Linked DNA regions of Homo sapiens: region 1 is linked to region 2. Evidence: read pairs that join two places in POLR2A ChIA-PET (ENCODE). Cell type or tissue: K562. All regions are shown on one strand. Each heading gives the region's core, and the rest is flanking DNA. Links, peaks and the distances in the headings are about the cores only.

The links. ChIA-PET counts read pairs that join two places held together with the same protein. Peaks named below come from ENCODE experiments on the same cell type or tissue, not always from the same donor. Only the 100,000 strongest peaks of a DNase experiment are listed, where the experiment ranks them.
Region 1: POLR2A ChIA-PET joins it to region 2 with 11 read pairs; 29 of 35 experiments call an interaction of 5 or more read pairs at or near these places.

What each region holds. Positions count from the first base shown.
Region 1 is chr1:28,307,938-28,325,250 of GRCh38, reverse strand. No RefSeq gene overlaps it. Among named protein-coding and RNA genes, the nearest start is that of MED18, 12 kb to the left of the region's middle. RefSeq lists an enhancer at 11,114-11,614. In K562, for the core only: no CTCF peak of the experiment used is centred there; a DNase peak (open chromatin) is centred at 11,070.
Region 2 is chr1:28,261,728-28,272,774 of GRCh38, reverse strand. SESN2 (sestrin 2) reads right to left here. Exons shown (of 10, transcript NM_031459.5): 2 at 3,527-3,592; 3 at 904-1,101; 4 at 309-491; 5 at 1-194. Among named protein-coding and RNA genes, the nearest start is that of SESN2, 7.7 kb to the right of the region's middle. In K562, for the core only: no CTCF peak of the experiment used is centred there; a DNase peak (open chromatin) is centred at 5,624; H3K4me3 peaks cover 688 bases.

The sequences.
Region 1 (17,313 bases), core at 3,663-11,662, 50 kb before region 2:
CTGGGATCATAGGTGTGAGCCACAACACCAAGTCAATATTTTTTTATATAGAGTACTTGCTGAAATGATAATATTTTGGATACTGGGGTTAAATAAAAATATTTTATTACATTTAATTTAACTTGTTTATTTATTTTTATTTATTTGTTTTGTTTTGTTTTGTTTTGAGACGGAGTCCTGCTCTGTCGTCCAGGCTGGAGTGCAGTAGCGTGATCTTGGCTCACTGCAACTTCTACCTCCCAGGTTTAAGCAATTCTCCTTCCTCAGCCTCCCCAGTCGCTAGGACTACAGGCGCCCGCCACCACATCTGGCTAATTTTTCTATTTTTTAGTAGAGACAGAGTTTTACCATGTTGGCCAGGCTGGTCTTGAACTCCTGACCTCAGGTGATCCACCTGCCTCAGCCTCCCAAAGTGCTGGGATTACAGGTGTAAGCCACTGAGCCCAGCTTATTTTTACAGGGTGCTACTAGAATATTTATTTATTTATATTTTTATTTATTTGGAGACAGAAGTCTTGCTCTGTCTTCCAGGCTGGAGTGCAGTGGCACAATCTGGGCTCACTGCAACCTCTGTTTCCCAGACTCAAGCAATTCTCATGTCTTAGCCTCCTGAGTAGCTGGAACTACAGATGCATGCCACCATGCCCGCCTGATTTTTTTTTTTTTCTTTAAGTAGACCAGGTTTCACCATGTTGGCCAGGCTGGTCTCAAACTCCTGTCCTCAAGTGATCCTACTACCTGGGCCTCCCAGATTGCTGGTGTGAGCCCCCATGCCTGGCCTAGAATATTTAAAAGTATATATGTGACTCACATATTTCTGTTAGACAGTACTGCTATAGGATCTAGATTTGAAGGTGTGGCTTTACAGTCAGACAGATCTATAATTCTGGCAACTGCTTGTGTGGGTCTAGGCAGTTTATTTAACTTCTTAGGCCTTTGGCAGTGCCTGGTATATACTGTATATTGTAGGTATGCAATGAATCAGATTTACTGTTAGGAGAATGGTTTAGGAATTGGGGAATGTTTAATTAGAAAAGACTTACGAAGGGTGGACATGACATCTGTCTTCCAGTATATGAATATATGACAAAGCCAGTGGGGACTGAGGAGAGATGAAGAGGAAAGGGCTAGGGTTAGGGTTAGAGTATATTTAACTCATTTAACTCTCACAACCATGGGGACTTCAGCCCACTTAGCAAATGAGGAAATAGGCTCTGAGAAGTTAAGTACATTGCTGATAAGTGTCAGAGTCAGGTTTAAAAGCCAAATCTGTCTGCCTCCAGAGATTTATTGTACTAAGACTTTGCTCTGTGTTAGTTTGGATTGCTATAACAAGTTACCAAAGACTGGGTGGCCAAAACAACGAATGATTTCACATATTTCCCGGAGGCTGGGAAGTCCAAGATTGAGGTGCTGATAGATACAGTGTCTGGTGAGGGTCGGCTTCATGAATTGCAGATGGCTGCATTCTCATAGCATCACATGGCTGAGAGAAAAATCATCTCTCTTGTTTTTTCCTACAAGGGCACTAATCTCATTAATGAAGACTTCACCCTCACGACCTAATTATCTCCCAAAGGCTCACCACCACATTGGAGGTTAGGATTCTTTTTTTTAAAGGCCCTCCAGGTGTACACAGTGCCTATGTAGTGCTGGGCAAATTTCTACTTCTCCCAGGATTTAGCATATGAATTTTGGGGAGACACAAACTTCAATCTGTAATAGCCTCCTGAAAAAAACTAACTGCTTTTGTATAGTTCCAGAGGACAGGACTAGAATTGTTGGGTGAAAATTATAGGGATATAGATTTCAGCTTAATAAAAGGAACAACTTGTCGCAATGGTGGTGTCCAGTAGTGGAAGGGGGGCCCGGATATGAAGTAGACTCCCTTCCAGTGGAAATACTGAAGGAGAGACTGTGGTAGAAAGAATTATTGGCTGGGCGTGGTAGCTCATGCCTGTAATCACAGCACTTTGGGAGGCCTAGGTGGGCAGGTCACCTGAGGTCAGGAGTTCAAGACCAGCCTGGCCAACATGGCGAAACCCCATCTCTACTAAAAACAGAAAAATTAGCTGGGCATGGTGGCACATACCTGTAATGCGAGCTATTCAGGATGCTGAGGGAGGAGAATCGCTTGAACCTGGGAGGCAGAGGTTGCAGTGAGCCAAGGTGGTGCCACTGCACTCCAGCCTGGGCAACAGAGCGAGACTCTATCTCAAAAAAAAAGAAAAGAAAGAATTCTTGTTCCGAGTGGGAGAGATTGAATTATCATATTTCCTTGATTCCTAGACACTGTCCACTCTAAGTCATAGTATTGATTTAATAACAGAGTTTCAGTCGATTGATAAACACTCTCTCTCTATGTGTGTGTGTGTGTATATATATATATATATATATCTGTTATAAATTGAAGCCCGATAAACCCAGACACAAAATGCATCTTAGAGTTGAGAAAATGCAGTAGTCGAACTTTATGATTTCATAGATACTTAGCCTTAGTAATTCTATGCCTTTGGATTTTTTTCCTATTATGACAACTACAGCATTATTATTAATAGTAATGACCATCAGCAAACACCCAATGACAAATAAGAAATGACACCATTCTTAAGGAGTTTAGTTTGCTGAGAGACAGGTAAAACACCTCATATAATTTTGTGCCTAGTGTTCTTCATTGGGTGCTGACTCAAGAAATTCACCTCCCCACCCCACTGGCTGAATGACAGGCAGCATTAGCCATTTAATTCTCTTAATCTCAAGGCGGGGCCCTAAGAAAGTCTGTTGCAGAAGGGTAATTGGCCTATTTACTTGCTCCCTTCCTCTTAGCCCAGCCAACCCAACTCTAGCCTCTGGTTGACCAGGTGTTGAGGTGCCTTGAGGGGATAAGCTATAATAGTTAATGTATTACATGTATCCATAAAAGATTAAAGATTAGCTCTGTTTTAGCTGAACTGTAACTGTCTGTTTGGGTTTCTCCCCTCCCGGGCTGTCTGGGGAAATCAGTGTTGGTTTTAGTCTGAAGATAATTAACCGATAATTAACCCACTGGGTCTCAAATTTCCTGGACAGCTCCCCTTGAGTGTGTGATTACTGGGTGCCAGGCTCTGTGGTAAGCACTTTCTGTGAATCTGTATTTTTTTTTTTTTTTTTTGAGATGGAGTCTTACTCTGTCACCCAGGTGGATGTGCAGTGGCATGATCTCGGCTCACTGCAACCTCCACCCACCAGGTTCAAGTGATTCTCCTGCCTCCGCCTCCCAAATAGCTGGGATTACGAGCGTGCACCACCACACTCAGCTAATTTTTGTATTTGTAGTAGAGACGGGGTTTCACCAAATTGGCCAGGCTGGTCTCGAACTCCAGACCTCAGGTGATCCACCTGCCTCAGCCTCCCAAAGTGCTGGGATTACAGGTGTGAGCCACCATGCTCAGCTGAATCTGTATAATTCATTTCCTCCTCATACTAGCTCTCAGAAGCAGGTGGTATTCTCTCCATCTCACAGCTGCCAGAATTGCAAGTCTGCTGTATAATCTATGTGGAAGTAAAAGAGTTTGTTTCTGGTCCCCTAAGATCTCATCACAATTACCCCCTTCCTTGGGTCAAATGGTTTTATGCCATTATTTATGCCATCAACTCAAATGTTTTCTGGAGGAGACTCTTTGTACAACCCAGAGGAGAGGAGAAAGCCCAAAAAGACTTCATGGAGAAGCAGAAGGGCAGAGGTTAACACACTAGTGCTTAGGACTTAAGATGGGTCCTGGACATGGTGGATCATACCTGTAATTCCAGCACTTTGGGAGACCGAGGCAGGTGGATCACTTGAGCCCAGTAGTTCAAGACCAGCCTAGGCAACGTAGGGAGACCCCATCTCTACAAAAAATTAAAAATTAGCCAGACATGGTAGCCCTCGCCTGTAATTCCAGCTACTTGGGAGGCTGAGATGGGAGTGTCATTTGAGCCCAGGAGGTCAAGGCTATAGTGAGCTGAGATGCTTCCACTGCACTCCAGCCTGGGTGACAGAGCCAGACTGTCTCAAAAAAAAAAAAAAAAAAGAGAATTAGTGAAAAGAACATTGTAAGGAGAGTTGGCATATTCTCCATATGGGCATAGCAAGCACATTGTGGCACACAATACAGTCAGCACTTACTATGTGCCTGCGGTAGGAGAGGCACCATGCTGAACTTTGGGAATATAAAGAATAACTGGGACAACCTAAACCCCTGCCCTGAGAGAGTCCACATTCTAGTGATAAAATATTAAATAATATTAAAAATGGTTACAAAAGAAAGAAGGTGGAAAATATTTATGATATAATATTAACTACTCAAGCCAGTTACAAATGTACAGTGTGATTTTAATTATATAGAGTCCTTAAAACATCTTTACACAGGAGAAGAAAACATAGCACTCTAATACTAACAATAATTGCCTTTGTTTAACTTTGTTTAATGGGACCAGAGATTATTTTATCTCCACTTGTCTCTGTTTTCCTTTTATTTTTTTTTTGAGATGGAGTCTCACTGTGTCACCCAGGATGGAGTGCAGTGGCGCAATCTCAGCTCACTGTAACCTCCACTTCCAGGGTTCAAGCGATTCCCCTGCCTTTTTTTTTTTTTTTTTTTTTCGAGACAATGTCTCACTCTGTCACCCAGGCTGGAGTGCAGTGGCAAGATCATAGCTCACTGAAGCATCAATCTCCCAGGCTCGAGCAATCCTCTCGCCTCAACCTCCCAAGTAACTGGGAGTGAGCCACCACGCCCAGCCTATCTTCCAAATTTTTGATGAGTGTGGGTTACTTAAAAAGAGTAAAAGAAAATAACCTTTTTTTCCTTTTAAATGAAAAAAAAATGGCCAGGCGCGGTGGCTCATGTCTGTAATCCCAGCAATTTGGGAGGCCGAGGCGGGCCGATCACTTGAGGTCGGGAGTTCAAGACCAGCCTGACCAACATGGAGAAACCCCGTCTCTCCTAAAAATACAAAATTAGCAGGGCGTGGTGGTGCATGCCTGTAATCCCAGATACTCAGGAGGCTGAGGCAGGAGAATCGCTTGAACCCAGGAGGTGGAGGTTGCAGTGAGCTGAAATCGCGCCATTGCACTCCTGCCTGGACAATAAGAGAGAAACTCTCTCAAAAAAAAAAAAAAAAAGCCTGCGCAGTGGCTCATGGCTGTAATCCCAGCACTCTGGGAGGCCAAGGCGGGTGGATCACGAGGTCAGGAGTTCAAGACCAGCCTGACCAATATGGTGAAACCCTGTCTCTACTAAAAATACAAAAATTAGCTGGGTGTGATGGCACATGCCTGTAGTCCCAGCTGCTCGGGACGCTGAGGCAGGAGAATTGCTGAACCCAGGAGGCAGAGGTTGCAGTGAGCCGAGATGGTGCCACTGCACTCCAGCCTGGGTGACAGAGAGAGACTCCATCTCAAAAAAAAAAAAGAAAAAAAAAAAAAAAAAACTTGAAACAAACAAAATGTCCACACACAAGTGGATAAACAAATTGTGATTTATTTCTACAATGGAATACTACTCAGCAATAGAAAAAAACTACTGATGTACATAAGAAGATAGATTAATCTAAACTGAGCGTGGTGGCATGCAACCATAGTCTCAGACATTCTGGAGGCTGAAGCAGGAGGATCCCTTGAGCCCAGGAGTTTGAGGCTGCAGTGCGCTATGATTGTGCCACTGCACTCCAGCCTGGGCGATGGAGCAAGACCCTTTCTCTAAAATAATAATAACAATATTCTAAGTGAAAGAAGTCAGACACAAAAGAATATGTAATTTATGATTCCATCTATGTGATATTCTAGAAGAGATAAAACTAATCTACAGTGAGAGAAATAAAATCGTGCTTGTCTAGGGCAGGAAGTAGGGAGGACTCATTGCAAGGAGACATAAGGGACCTTTCTGGAAAAATGGAAATATTTATATTTTGATTGTGATGTCAGGTGCTCAAGTGTGTATATTTGTCAACACTCATCAAGATGTACATTTAAATAGATACATTTTATTTTATTTTATTTATTTGTTTTGAGATGGAGTTTTGCTCTTGTCACCCAGGCTGGAGTGCAATGGCATGATCTCGGCTCACTGCAACCTCCGCTTCCCGGGTTGAAGCGATTCTCCTGCTTCAGCCTCCCAAGTAGCTGGGATTACAGGTACCCACCACCATGCACAGCTAATTTTTGTATTTTTAGTAGAGACAGGGTTTTGCCATTTTGCCTAGGCTGGTCTTGAACTCCTGACCTCAGGTGGTCCACCTGCTTCGGCCTCCCAAAGTGCTGGAATTACAGGTGTGAGCCACTGCGCCCGGCCTACCCAGATGCATTTTAATTGTATGTAAATGTAAATGTATCTCAATAAAATTGATTAAAATAATGAAAAACATTTATAGTTTTTTTTCTGGTTACAAGAGCATTATGTGCTCATTGTAAGAAATTCAAATGTATTTTATTTTATTAATTATTTATTTTGAAATGGGATCTCACTCTGTCACCCAGGCTGGAGTGCACTGGGCACTGCAACCTCCACCTTCCGGGCTCAAGTGATCCTGCCACTGAAGACTCCCAAGTAGCTGTGAATGGCTGGGCGAGGTGGCTCACACGCCTGTAATCCCAGCACTTTGGGAGGCCGAGGTGGGTAGATCACCTGAGGTCAGGTGTTCGAGATCAGCCTGGCCAACACGGTGAAACCCTGTTTCTACTAAAAGTACAAAAATTAGCTGGGCATGGTGGTGCGTGCCTGTAATCCCAGCTACTCGGGAGGTTGAGGCAGGAGAATCGTTCAAACCTGGGAGGCAGAGGTTGCAGTGAGCTGAGATCACGCCACTGTACTCCAGCCTGGGTGACAGAGTGAGAATCCATCTAAAAAAAAAACCCAAAAAAAACAAAAAACAAAAACAAAACAAAATACCAAGTAGCTGGGGACACAGGCACCCACCACCATGCCTGGCTAATTTTTTCTATTTTTGGTAGAGATGGGGTTTCACCATGTTGCCCAGGCTGGTCTCAAACTCACAAGCTCAAGCGATCCTCGCGCCTTGTCCTCCCAAAGTGTTAGGATTACAGGCATAAGCCACTGTGGCAGGCCTAGAAATTCTAATATTTTAGAAGAAAACTCTAAAATGTACAAAAAAAATACTTTTTCCATTTTGAGAAATTAGAAAGTCACTACAATTCTAAGCACAGGGTTTGGTACACAGTAAATATTAGTAAATAAAATAACAGAGTAAGAGTAGGAGAGATAATCCCATCAGGAAGCAGAGAAGAATGAATAGACTGGAGTGTCCAGAAATCCCAGGTTTCTGCAGAAATCTAGAAGTCCTGCTAGAGGATAAGATTGTCAGTTGTGGCAGACAGGTGTGTGACTTTGACAGGTGGGAGAGAAGTGAGAATGGAGGTTAGACAGGTGAGCTCATAAGGAATCAGTGTTTGAATGGCTTTTCTACAAACTCTTAGGATTCTCTTCTCTCATTTCCTAGGGGGAAAGAGTGAGAATGTGAGGCCAGCGTGGCGGCTCATGCACTTTGGGACACCGAGTAGGGAGGAATGCTTGAGCTCAGGGGGCATTTGTTTGTTTGTTTGTTTGTTTTTGAGTCTGTCATCCAGGCTAGAGTGCAGTGGTGCGATCCCAGCTCAATGCAACCTCCGCCTCCTGGGTTCAAGTGATTCTCCTCCCTCAGCCTCCCCAGTAGCTGGGACTATAGGCACACGCCACCATGCCCGGCTAATTTTTGTATTTTTAGTAGAGAGGGGGGTATTGCCATGTTGGCCAGGCTAGTCTTGAACTCCCGACCTCAGGTGATCCACCCGCCTCGATCTCCCAAAATGCTGGGATTACAGGCATGAGCCACCATGCCTGGCCGAGCTCAGGAGTTTGAGACCAGCCTGGGCAACATAACAATAACTCATTTCTACTAAAAATTAATAAAAATTAGCCAGGTGTGATGGCACATGCCTGTAGTCCTAGCTACTTAGGAGGCTGAGGCAGGAGGATCGCTTGAGCCTGAAAGATAGAGGCTGCAGTGAGCTTGATCACGCCACTGCACTCCAGCCTGGGCAACAGAGCAAGACCCTGTCTCAAAACAAACAAACAAAAGAGAGTGAGAATGTGTCAGGACAAAAATGACAAAAGTCATAACGGCAAAGGAAAGCTAAGAATATGAATGGGCGTGGTGACTCGTCCCTATAATCCCAGCACTTTGGAAAGACGAGACAGGTGGATTGTTTGAGCCCATGAGTTCAAGACCAGCCTGGGCAACATGCCAAGGCCTCGTCTCTACAAAAAATACAAAAATTAGCCAGACATGGTGGTGTATACCTGTGGTCCCAGCTACTCAGCTTCCCAGCTGAGACAGGAGGATTGCTTGAACCCGAGAGGTCAAGGCTGCAGTGAGCTGTGATGGTGCCACTGCATTCCATCCTGAGCAACAGAGTGAGACTCTGTCTCAAAAAATAAAATATGCCAGGCACGGTGGCTCACGCCTGTAATCGCAGCACTTTGGGAGGCTGAGGTGGGTGGATCACCTGAGGTCAGGAGTTCGAGACCAGCCTGGCCAACATGGTGAAACCCCATCTCTACTAAAAATACAAAAATTAGCCAGATGGCCAGAGGTGGTGGCTCATGCCTGTAATCCCAGCACTTTGGGAGGCCCAGGTGAGTGGATCACCTGAGGTCAGTAGTTCGCGACCAGCCTGGCCAATATGGTGAAACCCTGTCACTACTAAAAATACAAAAAAATAGCCTAGCGTGGTGGTGGGTGCCTGTAATCTCAGCTACTGGGGAGGCTGAGGCAGGAGAGTTGCTCGAACCCGGAAGGCAGAGATTGCAGTGAGTCAAGATCGCGCCATTGCACTCCAGCCTGAGCAACAAGAATGAAACTCCGTCTCAAAAAACAAAACAAAACGAAACAAAAAAAATTAGCCGAGCGTGGTGGCAGGCGCCTGTAATCTCAGCTACTCGGGAGGCTGAGGCAGGAGAATTGCTGGAACCCAGGAGGCGGAGCTTGCAGTGAGCCGAGATTGTGCCACTGCACTCCAGCCCAGGCGACAGCAGCAAGACTCCGTCTCAAAAAAAAAAATAATAAAATAAAATAAAATAATGAAAAGACAAAATCTAAGACTAAATAAAGGGGGAAGGCTGGGCGCAGTGGCTCACGCCTGTAATCCCACCACTTTGGGAGGCTGAGGCGGGTGGATCACTTGAGGTCAGGCATTCAAGACTAGCCTGGCAAACATGGCGAAACTCCGTCTCTACTAAAAATACAAAAAATTTGCAGGCATTGTGGTGGACGCCTGTAATCCCAGCTACTCGGGAGGCTGAGGCAGGAGAATTGCTTGAACCCAGGAGGCAGAGGTTGCAGTGAGTCGAGACTGCGCCATTGCACTCTAGCCTGGGCAACAGAAGGAGACTAGGTTAAAAAAAAAAGGGGGGGGGGGCGGGAAGTGGGCATAGCTGCTTGGCAATGACCAAGCCAACCACAGAGCTAATTCTCAACATTGTTGTCCTTCCTGCTTGGCCGGAATATTATTGACTAATTCCACCTGCTTGTCCTTAGCGAATAGAATTATATCAGTCAGCAATTATGTACCAAGAACCCATAGAAAGGCCCACATTGGCATTATTTGTGGATGCAAAAACAGTTGAAGACTCAAGTCCCAGCTCCCATTATAATGGGAAAAAGCGAGCCAGTAACATCGGGTCACCAGGTGCTTTTCATTCATCATTTCAGTGCATTCTCCCACCATCATGGCTAGGAGAGGAGAAGCAGTATGGCGAAGGGCAAAGAGGCAGACATGCCTAGGCTGAGACAGCAGCTCCACTTCCTATAAACCGGGTGGCCTCAAGCAGTGACATCGTCTTCTAGGTCATTATAAGATAAAGAGGAAATGTAGATGACGCACCTAGCACAATGGTGTGTACTGTGACTGGGTTGCTGGTACTATGGTCATCCCAATTTCACAGATGTGGACATGGCTCAGTGGAAGTCACAACAAAGTTGTCATGTGCAAGAGCTGCAGCTTGCTAATCCCAGCACTTTGGGAGGCCGAGGCGGGCGGATCACGAGGTCAGGAGATCGAGACCACGGAGAAACCCCGACTCTACTAAAAATACAAAAAAATTAGCCGGGCGCGGTGGCCGGCGCCTGCAGTCCCAGCTGCTCGGGAGGCTGAGGCAGGAAAATGGCGTGAACCTGGGAGGTGGAGCTCGCAGTGAGCCGAGATGGCGCTACTGCACTCCAGCCTGGGCGACAGAGCCAGACTCCATCTCAAAAAAAAAAAAAAAAAAAAAAAAGAGCTGCAGCTTGCTAGGAAATCTCCTGCTGTCTGCTCTTCCCCCAGAGGAAGTTCAAGAGTGGGCTGTACGGGAAGCAAAGACCACACTCTAGGCGTGACTGAGGGAAAGGCCTTCTGCGTAAAATCTTAGGACCATAGACTTAAAGGCGAAAGAGGCCTCCAGCCTCATTAGTCCAGCTTCCTATCTCCCACCCCACAGAACGGATGGGGAAACCAAGACCCACAGAGTGACCCACAGAGTGGAAGGGACTTGCCTAAATTACTCAGCAGGGAATTACAGGCCCCGAGCCATAGCCAGACTTTTCTCCTGAACATTTCCTTCTGAACCCACACTCTTTAGTCATACAGACTTAGGGTTGATTCCTGACCCTGCGCTAACCAGCTGTGTGACTTTGGTGAGTGACGTAACATCTCTGATCTTCAGTACCTGCATTTGTAAAATGAAATAATAGCATCTACCTCACTGGTTTGCTATAAAGATTAAATGATACAGGGCATGTAGGATGCACAATAATTTAAATATGTATGTAGTTCCCATCTTACAGATGAGGAACTGGAGCTTGTTGAAACTTCCCTTGGCTCAGGATAATACCTCAGGTTAAAGAGAGAGCCTACAAGAAGAGAAAGAAAACTCGGGTGAGAACTGGATGGGTACAGGTGAGCCAGGCTCCACCTTTCTGTCCAGGAGCTCAAGGTGACATGGGCCACCCAGTGACCTTTCCTGCCTCTGCTGCCTCAATGCACAGACAGGTTGGTTGTGAAACACCCCTGGGCGGTGACTCAGCCTGGAGGCCTGCTCTGCTGGTCAGCGCGGGCAGGCTGGAGCTGTTTGGTTGAGCCTGGAAAGGACAACATGTCTAACAAACACATTGCTTGTCAAAGCTCTGACGGGGGTGCCAAGCACAGACTGTGAACTCTGGTCCTTGAGGCATCACAGATGACTGAAGTGGGGTGCCTAAGTTGCATGCAACATCTCCTGGTTGTTGTTCTGGTCTAACAACCTTCCAGGGCCAATGTCAGGAAGAGGGTAATGTTTTAGAGGCTGGGGAGCTCCTATTTCTCAAGAGGCAGCTTGGCACGGTGGCCAGGACCTGGGCTTTTGGCATCCATATCATGCAGACCTGAGTTCACATCCTGGCTCTGGCTTCTCACTGGCTATAAGACTTTGGGCAAGTGGCTTAATCCTTTCAGATTTAAACTTCCTTATTCTATAAAATGCCCACCTTTTTATTTTTATTTTATTTATTTTTTTGAGACAGGCTCTTGCTCTGTTGCTCAGGTTGGAGTGCAGTGGCGCTATCTTGGCTCACTACAGCCTCAACCTCCCAGGCACAAGCGATCATCCTACCTCAGTCCACCCCCTGAGTAGCTGGGACCACAGGCATGTGCCACCAAGCCTGGCTCATTTTTTAATTGAGATAGGATCTCCCTATGTTGCCCAAGCTGGTCTCAAACTTTTGGACTCAAGTGGTCCTCCTACCTCAGCCTTCTAAAGTGCTGGGATTACAGGTGAGAGCCACTGTGTCCAGCCAAAATTGTCTTTTAGAGATAAAAGATGTAAAATTCATGAAACATAGAAACTCTTCATAAACAATTATTAGAATCCTGCGCCCAAATCTGCCCCTTCCTTCACTCCAAATGGAAATTGCCCCTCCTGGCTGGGTGCGGTGGCTCATGCCTATAATCCCAGCATTTTGGGAGTCTGAGGCAGGCGGATCACCTGACATCAAGAGTTCAAGACCAGCCTGGTCAACATAGTGAAACCCTGTCTCTACTAAAAAAATACCAAAACTTAGCCAGGCGTAGTGGCGAGTGCCTGTAATCCCAGCTACTCGGGAGGCTGACAGGAGAATCGCTTGAACCCAGGAGGCGGAGGTTGCAGTGAGCCGAGATCACACCACCGCACTCCAGCCTGGGCAACAAGAGTGAAACTCCGTCTCAAAAAAAAAAAAAAAAAAGAAAAAAGAAAAGAAATAATAAATTGCCCTTCCTGCTCTCTTGCTATTGTAGTGTACTTTCTCATTCACCCAGAGGTAGTAAAAAAACCACCCATTCCAGGCCGGGCGCGATGGCTCATGCCTGTAATCCCAGCACTTTGGGAGGCCGAGGAAGGTGGATCATGAGGTCAGGAGATCGAGACCATCCTGGCTAACACGGTGAAACCCCGTCTCTACTAAAAATACAAAAACATAAGCCGGGTGCGGTGGCTTATGCCTGTAATCCCAGCACTTTGGGAGGCTGAGGCGGGTGGATCACGAGGTCAGGAGATCGAGACCATCCTGGCTAACACGGTGAAACCCTGTCTCTACTAAAAATACAAAAAATTAGCCGGGCGTGGTGGCAGGCGCCTGTAGTCCCAGCTATTTGGGGGGCTGAGGCAGGAGAATGGCATGAACCCGGGAGGCGGAGCTTGCAGTGAGCAGAGATCCTGCCACTGCACTCCAACCTGGGCGACAGAGCAAGATTCCGTCTCAAAAAAACAAAAACAAAAACAAAAAAACATTCCCAATGGTCTTGAGGTCTAATAACAACAACAACAAAAAGCAACCAGCACGCACTTATATATATATATTTATGGATAAGTACAAAAAATAAATCCTGTTTTGCATCCCAGAACTCATTGTTCAGTATGAGTTTGTTTTTTTTTTTTAATTGGCTGGGTATCGAGGCATGTGCCTGTAGTTGCAGCTGCTCAGGAAGGGGAGGCAGAGGCAGGAGGATCGAGCTCTGGAGTTGGAGGCTGTGCTGAGCTTTGATGGCACCACTGTACTCCAGCCTGGGCAACAAAGACAGACCCTGTCTCTTTTTTTGGGATGGAGTTTCAGGCTCTTGTTGCCCAGGCTGGAGTGCAATGGCGGGATCTCGGCTCACCGCAACCTCCGCCTCCCAGGTTGAAGCGATTCTCCCGCCTCAGCCTTCCAAGTAGCTGGGATTACAGGCATGTGCCACCACGCCCAGCTAATTTTGTATTTTTTGTAGAGATGGGATTTCTCCATGTTGGTCAGGCTGGTCTCAAACTCCCAACCTCAGGTGATCTGCCCGCCTCGGCCTCCCAAAGTGCTGGGATTACAGGCGTGAGCCACCATGCCCGGCCGACCCTGTCTCTTAATAAAAAAATGTTGATTCTAGGATTGTAGAATAGATAATTTAAAAGCATAGGATATGAGGGAAAACCTCAGCTATATTAATTTTGTATTTCAATTTCATGCTGACTTGATACATAAGATGGCTTTTTGTTTTAAAGGCTTTTATCTTGAGAACACGATATCTGGAGTTAAAGGTATTGGCATATTCCACACATCTGTACTTATTCTTGAGTGTGATTGCTTAGGAATGAATATGATTTAAACTCATTCATGTTTAGAGAGGGTGTCAAATTGAGAACCAGGAAGATCCACGTACGCTAAAAATGACCCTAAAGTAAGTTGGTTAAAAAATTAGATTCCAAACATTCTTGGTGAATTTTGAAGTCTTCTTCAGTGTACCCATATTATTATTATTATTATTTTTTTTTTTAATTTTTTTTGAGATGGAGTTTTACTCTTGTCACCCAGGCTGGAGCACAATGGTGCAATCTCAGCTCACTGCAACCTCCGCCTCCCAGGTTTAGGCGATTCTTCAGCCTTGCCTGCTGAGTAGCTGGGATTATAGGCATGTGCCACCATGCCCAGCTAATTTTTTTTTCTTTTTTTGAGGCGGAGTCTCGCTCTGTCACCCAGACTGGAGCGCAGTGGCGCAATCTCAGCTGACTGCAACCTCCACCTCCCAGGTTCAAGTGATTCTCCTGCCTTAGCCTCCTGAGTAGCTGGGACTACAGACTCCCAACACCACACCCAGCTAATTTTTGTATTTTTAGTAGAGACGGGGTTTCACCATGTTGGCTAGACTGGTCTTGGACTCCTGACCTCAGGTGATCCGCCTGCCTTGGCCTCCCAAAGTGCTGGGATTACAGGCGTGAGCCACCACGCCCAGCCTAATTTTGTATTTTTAGTAGAGATGGGGTTTCACCATGTTAGCCAGGCTGGTCTCGAACTCCTGACCCCAGATAATCCACCCACCTCAGCCTCCCAAAGTGCTGGGATTACAGGCAGGAGCCACTGTGCCCAGCTACTATATCCACATTAAAAGGAGATGACAGAAGCCAAAATAAAAGAATTATGGGCTGACAGGACAACTAGATTAAAATATGCCTCAGTTCCATTAAAAAGGGCTAACTTGAAGATAAATTTTGACTCCAGCTCTTTAGAGGATCTATAGTGACCTTGGTGGACAGTGGGAAAAAATCACAACATGAAATTCCTTGAATAAAAATGTACTGACTTAAAAAAACAAAAAAAAGCAAAGCACAACTATCATAGACAGAAGCACCAGGCTGGTTGTATCACTGTTATCCTATTGATCACTTGATTCATTTCCTGGTGTTAGAAGAGAAAAGACATTTTGTTTATTTATTTATCTATTTATTCATTTATTGAGATGGAGTCTCACTCTGTCACCAGGCTGGAGTGTAGTGGCGCGATCTCAGCTCACTGCAACCTCCACCTCCCAGGTTCAAGCGATTCTCCTGCCTCAGCCTCCTGAGTAGCTGGGACTACAGGTGCCCACTACCATGCCCGGCTAATTTTTGTATTTTTAGTAGAGATGGGGTTTCACCATGTTGGCCAGGATGGTCTCAATCTCTTGACCTCATGATCCGCCCGCCTTGGCCTCCCAAAGTGCTGGGATTACAGGCGTGAGCCACTGTGCCCAGCCAAAAGACATTTTAAATCAAGGAGAGTGGTAGCCTGAATAATCCCTCTCAATGATGCTCAAGCCCTAATCTCTGGAACCTGTCAGTGTTACCTTATATATAACATAATTGCTTTGCAGAAGGGATTCAGTTAAGAATGTTGAGATAGGGAGATTATCCTGGATTATCCAGGTGGGCCCTAAATGTAATCATACATATCCTTATAAGAGGGAAGTAGAGAAGGATTTGACTGCAGAAGAGAAGGCAATGAGATGATGAAAGCAGAGATTGGAGTGATGCAAACTCAAGTTGAGGGATCCAACAGCCACCAGTCGCTGGAAGAGGCAAGGCATAGTTCTTCCCTGGAGTCTTTAGAAGCAACCAGCCCTGCCAATGCCTTGATTTCAGCCCCTTAAGACTTATTATACACTTCTGGCCTCCGGAACTGCAGGGGAGTATATTTCTGTTGTTTTAAGTCACTAAATTTGTGGTAATTTATTGCAACAGCTATAAGAAACTAATTCAAGGGATGTGGTTGAATCATTATTATTATTATTACTTTTTTCTCTTTTTTTGGAGACAGTCTCATTTTTGTTGCCCAGGCTGAAGTGCCGTGCACTGGTACAATCACAGCTCACTGCAAGCTCCACCTCCTGGGTTCAAGCAATTCTCGTGCCTTAGTTTCTGGAGTAGCTGGAATTACAGGCATGCACCACCATGCCCAGCTAATTTTTGTATTTGTAGTAGAGATGGGGTTTCGCCATGTTACCCAGGCTGGTCTTGAATTCCTGGCCTCACTTGATCTGCCTGCCTCAGCCTCCCAAAGTGCTGGCATTACAGGCATAAGCCTCTGCACTCAGAGTATTATTATACTTTTAGAGATAGAGTCTCAGTTTGTTGCCCAGGCTGGTGTGCAGTGGCAAGATCACTGTGTGAATTATTTATTTATTTATTTATTTTTTGAGACAGAGTCTCGCTGTGTCACCCAGGCTGGAGTGCAGTGGCGCGATCTCGGCTCACTGCAAGCTCTGCCTCCTGGGTTCACGCCATTCTCTTGCCTCAGCCTCCCAAGTAGCTGGGACTACAGGCATGTGCCACCACACCCGGTTAATTTTTTGTATTTTTCAGTAGAGACAGGGTTTCACCATATTGGCCAGGCTGGTCTCGAACTCCTGACCTTGTGATCCACTGGCCTCAGCCTCCCAGAGTGCTGGGATCACAGGCGTGAGCCACCATGTTCAGCCACTGCATGGATTATTGATTATAAAAATTAATACTTGTGGTATATCCACATATGGAATATTATTCAACAATAAAAAGGAATGAGGCATATGAAATGTCCAGAATAGGCAGATCTATAGGAACAGAAAGTATATCAGTGGTTGCCTAGGGCTGGAGGGATGTAAGGGGTGGGGGAGTGATGGCTAAGTGGCACAGGGGTTATTTTGAGGGTAATCAAAATGTTCTAAAGTTGATTGTGGTGACAGTTGCACAACTCAACATTCTAAGAAGCAATGAAATGTGCATTTGTATAGTATATGAACTATATCTCAATAAAGCTGTTCAAAAATACTGAAAGCTAACATTTAGCTAATGTATACTGAACACTTGCCATTACTGTGCTGCAATTTATGTGCCTTCTCATTTAATCCTGGAATAATAATAATACTGTATACCTAGCATTAGCACTTGCTACATGACAGGAACTTTTTTTTTTTTTTAAGACGGAGTTTCACTCTTGTTGCCCAGGCTGGAGTGCAGTGGCACAATCTCGGCTTGCCACAACCTCCGCCTCCTGGGTTCAAGTGATTCTCCTGCCTCAGCCTCCAGAGTAGCTGGGATTACAGGCAGGCGCCACCACGCCGGGAAAATTTTCTATTTTTGTAGTAGAAACGGGGTTTCTTCATGTTGGTCAGGCTGGTCTTGAACTTCTGACCTCAGGTGATCCGCCGCCTGCCTTGGCTTCCCAAAGTGCTGGGATTAAAAGCTTGAGCCACTGCGCCCAGCCAGGAACTTGTTTTTTTGTTTTGTTTTTTTCGAGAAAGGGTCAGCCAGGCGCGGTGGCTCAAGCCTGTAATCCCAGCACTTTCGGAGGCTGAGGCGGGCGGATCACGAGGTCAGGAGATCCAGACCATTCTGGCTAACATGGTGAAACCCCGTCTCTACTAAAAAAATACAAAAGATTAGCCGGGCGTGGTGGCGGGCGCCTGTAATCCCAGCTACTCGGGAGGCTGAGGCAGGAGAATGCTGTGAACCCGGGAGGCGGAGCTTGCAGTGAGCCGAGATTGCG
Region 2 (11,047 bases), core at 1,536-9,535:
TCCCTGCTTGGGGGGCTGCTCTGTTCACTAGGGGGTGTAGGTGCCTGGGGGGCAGGGCTGCCATCTGCATCCCCCTCAGGGAGGATGCCACAGCCAAACACGAAGGAGGAGAGCGAGTGGCAGTGGGTGAGCAGGACCAGAGCCTGAATGAGCTCGGCCAGGGACCAAGTGTGCTCGCCGGTCTTCAGCAAGGCCTGGAAGGGACAAGGGGGGAGGTCAGAGCTGCTCAGTGCCTGCCCTGGGTTACCCACCAGGCACCAGCCAGGCCTCTGTGCTCCCTCAGACACCCGCCTCTCTGCCCCCTGCACCTGGATGTGTTCCTTGGTGATGAGCCATGGCCGATGCGCCAGCAACTTGTTGATCTCGCTGAGTTTGCGCAGCTTCTCGGGGGCCCGGTGGAGGCCCAGCAGCCACTCAGGGTCACCACCAGTCTGCAGAAACTCGGCCATGTGGGAGCCTACCAGGTAAGAACACTGATGGCGGGCGGCAGCCTGCGGAGGTAGTGGACACAGCCTGAGTCACCCTCCTCCTTTTGTGCCTGGCTCAGGGTGGGTACCCCATCAGGGGAGAGGTTGTAGGGCTCACTGTTCCCCAAGAGGCAGGAAATCTAAGTTCTAAGTAACCCCAGCTCTGCCACCAGCTTGCAGGCCACCTGATTCCTTTTTGCACCTCAGTTTGCCAATCTGTACCTAACACAAGCACTAACGATGCCTTTCTTCAAAACCTAAAATTTTCCTTCTGAGAAAAAATAAAAACAAAAAACCCAAAACTCTACAGTTAGATAAAGCCAGGGCTTTCCCTGCTTGTCTATGGAATCAGCTCACAAAGCTCCCAGAAAAGAGATCAAAGGACAGAACCCACCACAAAGCCACCTCTCCAAGTGTCAGGCCCAGAGAGGCTCACCATGATGGCAATGTAGTGGCGCCAGGAGCTGGCCAAGGGACCATCCGTGTGCAGCAGCAGGTAGTGCAGGCGCCAGAAGCTGGTAAAGTAGTCAGGGTGCAGGCCCATCACCACTGCCAGGTTGTCTACTCGCCCAGAGGACATCAGTGCCTCCAGCCCCAGGTGCTGCTCGAGGCTCTCAGCCCCCTCCCGAAGGACCTGCCAACCAAAGGGGAGGAGAGCATGGGTTTCCCTCCTGCCCCACTCATCAAAGAGACCAATGTATTCTTCCAGTGGGTTTTTAATGGCAAGAAACTAAAAACCACCACCGTGTCCAAAAAGAAAGAATGGGGAGGATCACATATTTTAATAAGTGATTCAATAAATACTTATTAGGTACCTTATATAATAATGGCCAGTACTTACACATACAATGCTATGTGCCAAGCACTGTTCAAGAATGCATATTTTAACTTATTTAACTCTCACAACAACTATAAAACTGGAGTTCTGTTTCTCCACTTTTAGGTAGGAAAAATCAGGCACAGAGAGTAAAAGTACAGTTTCTCCTCCCTTCATGGAGTGTCTATTCTAACACTGCAAATGCATATAACCATGGGGGCGGGTGCAAAATAGTTCACATTTCCTGAGTGCTGTCTCCATGCCATCCCTGAGCTTACAGTTTTCTCCGCGTGATTTCATGGGATCTAGCCAATAAGCCTGTGAGGTGAATACTATTATTTCCCCCACTTTGCCAGATGAGGAAACCAGGAAGTTTTCTTCCTTGCTCAAAGTCACAGATCTGATAAATAACAGAAGCAGATTCAAATCCAGATGAACTCCAAAGCCTATTTCTTTTTAACTTTTTTTTTTAATACAGACGGGGTCCCACTATGTTGTCCAGGCTGGTCTCGAACTCCTGGGCTCAAGTGATCCCCAAACCTTGGCCTCCCAAAGTGCTGGGATTACAGGCATGAGCTACTGTGCCTGGCTGCCTGTTTCTTCTCTTTATTATAAAAGAGTGGGCTGGGCACGGTGGCTCACATCTGTAATCCCAGCACATTGGGAGGCAGAGATGGGCAGATCACCTAAGGTCCGGAGTTTGAGACCAGCCTGACCAACATGGAGAAACCCCATCTCTGCTAATACAAAATTAGCTGGGCGTGGTGGCTCATGCCTGTAATCCCAGCTACTCGGGAGGCTTGAGGCAGGAGAATTGCTTGAACCTGGGAGGCAGAGGTTGCGGTGAGCCAAGATCGTGCCATTGCACTCCAGCCTGGGCAACAAGAACAAAACTTCGTTTCAAAAAAAAAAAAGGTGGTCACTTATAAATGAAAAAATAAAAGACAAGAGCAATACTTGAGCTTAGAATTCTGGGTCACAGACATAAATAATCGGCAAGTGGTTGTTCGCCTTATATTTACAAAGGAGTAGAGGAACAAGGGGTTTAGAAGGAGGGTAAATGTTTGTTAGCTCCTTAACCACTCGCCCTACACATTTAGGAAAAGCAAAGAGAGGAAACAAATTTTTTTTTTTTTTTTTGAGACGGAGTCTCACTCTGTCACGCAAGCTGGAGTGCAGTGGCGCGATCTCGGCTCACTGCAAGCTCCGCCTCCCGGGTTCATGCCATTCTCCTGCCTCAGCCTCCAGAGTAGCTGGGATTACAGGCGCCCGCCACCACGCCTGGCTAATTTTTTGTATTTTTAGTAGAGACGGTGCTTCACCGTGTTAGCCAGGATGGTCTCGATCTCCTGACCTCGTGATCCGCCCGCCTCGGCCTCCCAAAGTGTTGGGATTACAGGCGTGAGCCACTGCGGCCGGCAAAACAAAAAATTTGTCCTTGTTCACTGATGGCCAAATAAAATGAGGAAACTAGTTTTACATTTTTCTGCATGTTTTGAAGGTAACTCCACTATCCCAACACACTAGAATGTAAGCTCCATAATGGCAAATATTTTTGTCTGTCTTGTTCACTACTATATCCCAAGCAACCAGAACAGTGCCTGACATAGATTAATCATTTAATAGATATGTTAAGTAAATGAATGAATGAACTGACTCAGTAGATGAAAGATGTCTTTCTTGTATTAAGTGAAAAACAAAACAAAAAAACACGTTGTAAACTATGACCTTGGTTCTGTACTGAAAGTAAGTATTGGCTTGAAAAAAGCACAGTAAACAGTGGCAAATGGTTAACAGTGATGATCTCTGCAGGGTGCAGGAGGATACAGGAGATCAGAGCTTTCTGAAACAATGGAAATTTTTAAAATAATAAACATATATTACTTTTAAAACAGAAAAGAGCGTGTAATATATGTATGGTCATGGATGAGATAGATAGTTCTATCTTCTTAAGGGAAAGCAGGCACTGATCTAGGAATCAAAAGTTTGAGCATGAAAAAAAAAAAAAGTTTGGCCACTACCTGGCTATTAGCACTTGATTTCTTTGAGCCTGTTTCTTCCCAGTAAAATGGAGTTGACAGTGCCTGCTTCACAAAGCCGTTTTGTGAATTAAATGAATCAGAAATCAGAAAGGAATAGCTTAAAAGCTGCAATTTAAAGAACAGGAAAAGATGCCTGCCTACCAATATGCCATGTCCTTTCTTCCCAGGGACCAAAGATCCCTAACCCCTTCCAAGCTTACCTCCTCCACGGGGATGAAGGCGCTGGGCCCTCGAGGGCCTCGCCGAGCCCGGCTCTCCCTCTGCTCCTGGGAGGAAACATATGAGGTTAGTCCGTAGTAGAAGGGAGAATAAAGAGGATTATTACCTATCCAGCCTCTTCCTCCTATCCAAGGGGCTACACTGAAGTGTTAAACCCACCTTTCTAGCATACTTTGGATGGTGGAGCCAGATGGGAGATATACACATGTTTGGAAGGGTAATCAAGAAAGAGGGCTCACTCCAGGCTGAGTTCTTCAGGAACTGGGTTGGGACCCAAGAATCCCAGCATTGCGGGATGGGAGGGTCCTGGAAAAGGAACTATATAGCCATCATGCTGCACATCTCCAGGAGGCCACCTTCTTAGTGGTCCCAGAGAACTTATACAAGAACACACCACAGTTTGCACCCTGAAGCCAGGTAACCAAGTACCCCAGATGCTTCAGAAGCAGCTTCAATTTCTCTCACATGTTCGTTCGTTCCTTCCTTCCTTCCTTTCTTCCTCCTCCTCCTCCTTCTTCCTTCCTTCCTTCCTTCTCCTTCCTTCTTTTGCTTCTTTTTTTTTTTGAGACGGAGTATCGCTCTTGTTGCCCAGGCTGGAGTGCAATGGTGCGATCTCAGCTCATTGCAACCTCTGCCTCCTGGGTTCAAGCGATTCTCCTGCCTCAGCCTCCCGAGTAGCTGGGATTACAGGCATGCACAACCACGCTCACCTAATTTTATATTTTTAGTAGAAACTGGGTTTCTCCATGTTGGCCAGGCTGGTCTCGAATCCCCAACCTCAGGTGATCCGCCCACCTCAGCCTCCCAAAGTGCTGGGATTACTGGAATGAGCCACCACGCCTGGCCTCTTCTTTAGTGGTGCAGTCATAGCTCACTATAGCCTCAAACTGCTGGGCTCAATGGATCCTCCTGCCTTGGCCTCCCAAAGCACTGGGATTACAGATGGGAGTCACCATGCCTGGCTGCTTATCTGTCCTCCCACCACCACCACCTCATTAACTACCACCCCCTCTTGTCTGGACCACTACTCACAACCTCGCCAGTTGTCCCCCGGCCTCCTTAGCCCTGGCCTCTCCTATCCATCCTCTACCCAGTAGCCACATTAACTTTCTGAATATAAATCCGATCAACTGGCTTAAAACCCTACCTCCCCCTCCCATGGGCTTCCAGATACAACTGGCCCAGTCCCAGTGGTCACTCCTTTTGCAAAGCTAAACCACAATAGTCTAGGAACCTTTTTCTGGCCCTCACCTATGACCCCAAAATTCCCAGGGCTTTTGCTTCTAAAAACACTGTCATCAAATTGTCTGTTTTGTTTCCCTGACACCAGATCACATTTAGTGGAGAGCAGCGCCAGGTCATTCATACTAGTCTGTGAATGAAGACAGAGAAAGCAGAAAGGCACGGAGGGAATCTGAGCAGGGTGTACAAGGCTGATGGGAGCAACTGTTTTGACCTGTTATATGCTGCAGCCTCTTTAGAAACCACTAATATCAGGTACTCACTACATCTGCTTCTCCTAGTCCTAGAGATGGGGTTCAGGAAGGATGCTCTACTTATTAATTTATTTTGTTAATCTGAGAGTGGAGGTGGCTCTCAGCACTGGTCTTGTTTACAGTTTACCCAAATCAGAGCCATGCTCTCACTGGACAGGGATAGGAGGCGCCCAGTTCTCCCCTTCCCATTAAGATCCAGACTTAGTACCAGCCCTCAGGTATCCGGGAACCAAAAACTATAATTGAACCTTCCTTCTCAGATGGCCAAAAGCCCACTGAGGAGGCAGAGCTCTGGGACTCCAGAAGACTACAAAGTCTCTGGAATAGGTACCAATTCTGCAACTAACTTGCTATGTGGCTCTGGGAAAGTTAAAGGCCTAAACTCTCTTTACCTACTAAACTGGTAGGTAAAGTAGCCCAGCTACCTTCAAAAAGGGAGTTGAGCTGACCGTGCAGGCCCCCTTCAGCCCACACTTCTGGGAACTTCCGGGCCAGGCTGGTCCAAGTTCAGCGTAGTAACCAACACAATCCCTGAGCACTCCCCTTTGGAGCTTCCCTCCCCCTCACCAAAGAAAAAGCCCAACAGCTCTGTATAGGAGATAAGGATTGCTGACTCCACAAACTGGGCCTCCACCTCAGGGGACCTGAGGACAGAATAGCAAGCCACAGCAGGGTAGGGTGGAGCAAAACTGGGGGAGGCAGAGACGGCCCATCAGGGGTGCTAGGGAAGGATAGGAATAGCCTTGGGAATCCCAACTCACTCCAAAATCTGACCCAGGAATTGTCAAAAGAAGGAGCTCTAAGTCATCGGTCTGGATCCATCAACACTTTCAGCAATAACAACAACAACAACAATATACAATGCAGTTAAAAGATAGGGGCCCTTGGCTGGCGCAGCAGCTCATCCCAGCACGTTGGGACACTGAGGCAAGAGGATCGCTTGAGGCCAGGAATTCGAGACCAGCCTGGGCAACACAGTGAGACCCCTGTCTCCACAAACAGTAAATTAGCTGGGCATGGTAGCACACAACCTGTAGTCCCAGCTACTCAGGAGGCTGAGGCAGGAGGACTGCCTGAGCCCAGGAGTTTGAGGTTACAGCAAGCTATGATCGCACCACGGCATTCCAGCCTGAGCAACAGGGCAAGACCCTGTCTCAAAAAAAAAAAAAAAAAAAAAGATGGGGCTCTTGACACAAATTGCATGAGCTCAAATGACAGCTCCACCACCTGCTATCCCTTAGCTTTATGAGCCTCAGTTTCTTTACCAAATAATGGGGATAGCAGTAACTACTTCCACTGGCCAGTGATGAGGATTTCATGAGATAACACTGTGTAGCTTACCTCAATACCTCCATAACAATAAGCACTTAATAAAAAGTCAGGTATCATTAACCTCCTTGCTGTATCAAACAAGGGCTTCTCAACCCAAGCGGTACATTAGAATCCTTTGAGAAGCTTTACAAAAATAACAATGCCAAGGTCCCACCTCCCGCAATTCTAATTTAGTTATCTGGGGTGGGGCCCCAGCATAACAGCCAGGGTGAGGACCATTGTTTACACCATTTATTGATCACTTTCTCAAGTATAAGGCACTATGCTAAGTGCTTTCTAGGTGGAAACAGAATTAATTTGTTCACTCAACAAATATTTTTGATGGCTATATTGCAAGCAGCAAGAATACAGCAGTGAAAAGACAAAGCCCTTGGCCTTCATATAATTCAGAATCTGATAAACAGGATTTCAAAGCACAGATTCTATAAAGTGAGTGAAATAAACAGTAACTGTATGATGGGGAGGGAGAGTGTGCAATATTTTAGTGTAAGTAGACAGGAGAAGCCATTGAGGAGGTGGTCTTTGAGCTGTTATCTAAATGATGAGAAGACAGCAAGGCCTGTAAAGATCTAGGGGGCCTAAGTGGGGTGGTTCACACCTGTAACCCCGGTACTTTGGAAGGCTTGGTGGTGGAGGATCACCTGAGGCTAGGAATTTGAGAACAGTCTGGACAACACAGCAGGACACCCTCTCTTAAAAAACAAACAGGCCGGGCGCAGTGGCTCACGCCTGAAATCCCAGCACTTTGAGAGGCCGAGGCAGGCGGATCACCAGAGGTTGGGAGTTCGAGACCAGCCTGACCAACATGGAGAAACCCCGTCTCTACTAAAAATACAAAAAATTAGCCAGGCATGGTGGTGCATGCCTGTAGTCCCAGCTACTCGGGGGGCTGAGGCAGGAGAATTGCTTGAACCCAGGAGGTGGAGGTTGTGGTGAGCTGAGATCGCACCATTGCACTCCAGCCTGGGCAACAAGAGTGAAACTCCGTCTCAAAACAAACAAACACACACCCCAAAAACTAGGGGGACCAGCATTCCAGCCAGAGGGAACGCGAGTATAAAGCCCTGAAGGCAAAACCAAGTAGATTTGAATCCATGGCTCCAATACCCTGAATGCTTCCCCGATCCTGACAGAGGAAGCAGGCAGGGCAGCATACCACTGCCAAGAAATGACCCCTCCAAGTCAGCCCTCCCTGCCCAATTCCCTGGACTGGGGAGTCAGTAATAACAATGGTGCATAACAAGGCTGGTTACCACTGGCTAAGCATTAATTTCACATGCACTACCTGGACTTTAGGGCAGAAGCTACTACTAGGGCTTCCATTTTACAGATGAGGAACAAGGCTCAGAGAGGTCAACTCACTTCTGGCTACTCAGGCAGGAAGGCAGTAGCAGGGCTGGGATACAACCCAGGTTTCTGCAAGTGCAGAAATGATTCCCCATTCTCTAAACTTCTCAAGGTCTCAATAGTCTCCAGGCTGCTGCATCTGGGACTCACCAAGAATGAGAAGCTCCAGTCACAGCACCTGTCACACTTGGGGGCACACACTGAATCTAGTTCTTTGTTGTTACCCCAGTGCCTAGCATAGCACAGTCCAACAGAATTTTCTGCGATGATGGAATGTTTTATATCTGTACTGTCCAAGAAATGTGAGTCTCTAGTCACTGTGGCTGAGCATTTGAAATGTGACAAATGCAACAAAAAATTTTCATTTTATTTAATTTTAATTTATCTAAATTTAAATAGCCACATGTAGTGAGGGGTTACCATATTGGATGGTACAGGTTCAGTAGACCTGATAAAGGCATGATTCCAGTTCCACGTAACAGAACAAGAAAAGTGCAACACAGAGGGGTCAGGTCACCTGTCCAAAATAACAGCTAGTGTGGGACAGAGGGAGAACCAGTGTTGGGTATTTTTATAATTTCAACTAAACAGATCACATGGGGCAACAGGAACACTAAAGTTAACCCTTTAGGTGGTCATTCAACATGAAGGTCTTCACACAAACTGTAAAAAGAGGATAATGGCCCCAGACCTGTGCCTGGCTCCTAATTTTTTCTTTTTTTTTCTTTTTTTCTTTGAGATGGAGTCTCGCTCTGTCACCCAGGCTGGAGTGCAGTTGCGTGATCTTGGCTCACTGCAACCTCCGCCTCCTGAGTTCAGGCAATTCTCCTGCCTCAGCCTCCTAAGTAGCTGGGAGTATAGGCATGCGCCACCAAGCCCGGCTAATTTTTGTATTTTTAGTAGAGACATAACCTGCTCACCTTGGCCTCCCAATATGCTGGGATTATGGGCGTTTGAGCCACCGTGCCTGGCCTTTTTTTTTTTTTTTTTTAAATAGAGATGAGGTCTCACTGTGTTGCCAAGGCTGGTCTCAAACTCCTGGGCTCAAGCGATCTTCCCACTTCAGCCTCCCAAAGTGCTGGGATTACAGGCATGAGCCACCATGCCTGGCATGGATCCTAATTTAAGCACTTACTATATGTTAACTTTTAAATTAGCTCAGGTACTTGCACACAGGTTCCATCTAATTTTCATCTGTTTTGGGGCGGCGGCAGAGTCTCTATTTTGCACACAAGACTAAGGGTTCAAAGGTTAGGCACCAGCTGACAAGTAGCCAATCTGAGATCTGAACCCACGGCTGCCTGGCTTCTAAGGTCCATTCCACTTCATAATAACAGCTTTGGGAAGCAGCCCCAGCCTTGGAGAGTTGAACCCAGCTCAGTCTGGCTTCCAAGGGTTCTGTCTACTACCCATATCGGCTTCTTGGAGAAGCCCCAGACTTTATTCTCGGTTACCCTATATTATCCTTTATAGAGCCTGTAAGTCCCTGGTCTCAGCTACAGACACCTGGTTACCCACTCTGCCAGCTGGGAAGGAACAGACACTATTTCTCCTTCCCTCACCCCCAGCTGAATTCAGATATTTTCCTGGGTTTATGCCTGAGAAGACGATACGGAAATACAGCCCAAGCAGCCCAGGACCTCCAGCCTTGGAGTGGGCAGGGTGGAGGGGGTGTGAGTGAGTGGTGCCATACACTTGTCTGCCCATCATGAGCTGGGAACCACGCTAAGTGCTTTACACATCTGATTGTGCCAATTCCTCCCAACCACCCAGAGGGAAACAGTTCTTATAATCCCTTCTTCGGAAACAGGTCAGAGAGGCTCAGAAAGGTCCTCTTCCAAATGGGCACAATTCAGATCTGACTCCACGGCTGGAATAGTTCACAAGGGTCAGCTAAGCCAGCAAGGGGCAACTAGTCACGAACACTTATTAGGTGCAAAGAGCAGTGCTGGGGATGAGACTTGCAGGGTATCTCCAGCAAGGGACTATTTCACATAATTGGGACCAAAGCTCCTACAATGGAGGGAATGGAGGAGGGTGTGCAAGGGGACTTATCTAGTGGGGGAGGAAGGGCTTCCCTGAAGAAGAAATGATGTCTGAGAAAGTTTGTTTTGTTTTGTTTTTTTTGAGACGGAGTCTCACTCTGTCACCCAGGCTGGAGTACAGTGAAGCGATCTCGGCTCACTGCAACCTCTGCCTCCCAGGTTCAAGCAATTCTCCTACCTCAGCCTCCGGAGTAGCTGGGAGTACAGGCGTGTGCCACCACGCAGGGTTAATTTTTTGTATTTTTAGTAGAGACGGGGTTTCACCGTATTAGCCAGAATGGTCTCAATCTCCTGACCTTGTGATCCACCTACCTCGGCCTCCCAAAGTGCTTGGATTACAGGTGCGAGCCACCGCGCCCAGCCTGGTTTTTTTTTTTTTTTTTTTTTTGAGACAGACTCTTGCTCTGTCACCCAGGCTGGAGTGCAGTGGCATGATCACAGTTCACTGCAACCTCCGCCTCCCAGGCTCAAGCAATCCTCCCACCTCAGCCTTCGAAGTAGCTGGCGCACACCACCACGCCTGGCTAACTTTTGTATATTTTGTAGAGACAGGGTTTCAGGCTGGTTTTGAACTCCTGGGCTCAAGCAATCCATCTGCCTCGGCCTCCCAAAGTGTTAGTATTACAGGCATGAGCCACTGCATCTGGCCGAGAAAGTTATTCGGGAGCCCAATACTACCAGTACTAGAGTGAAGCCCTTGGAACTTTCTGAAGATACACACATCTGAAGGCAATGAGCTCCTGAAAGGGAGTGTGTGGTGAAGTGACAGGGAGTTAAGGGAGCTGCACGCCTGGGTCTTCTCTTGGACCTCGGGCACCTGACTCAAAGATCAGCACCCTGCTGTCTTCTAAGGATGCCACCACTCAAAGCAGAAACCGTCCGAAGGTCCTCTTTTCTCGAGAGAGGAATACACAGAAATCTCCCAGATAGGCCAGGTGCGGTGGCTCATGCCGGTAATCTCAGCACTTTGGGAGGCCAAGGCAGGTGGATCACCTGAGGTTAGGAGTTCAAGATCAGCCTGGCCAACATGCTGAAACTCTGTTTCTACTGAAAATACAAAAATTAGCTGGGCATGGTGGCGGGTGCCTGTAATCCCAACTACTAGGGAGGCTGAGGCAGGAGAATTGCTTGAACCTGGGAGATGGAGGTTGCAGTGAGCTGAGATCGTGCCACTGCACTCCAGCCTGGGCAACAGAGCAAGACTCCATCTCAAAAAAAAAAAAAAAAAAAGATAAGAAAAAGAAACCTCCCAGATAGCAGCAGTTTTCTCCACTGAGGAAAC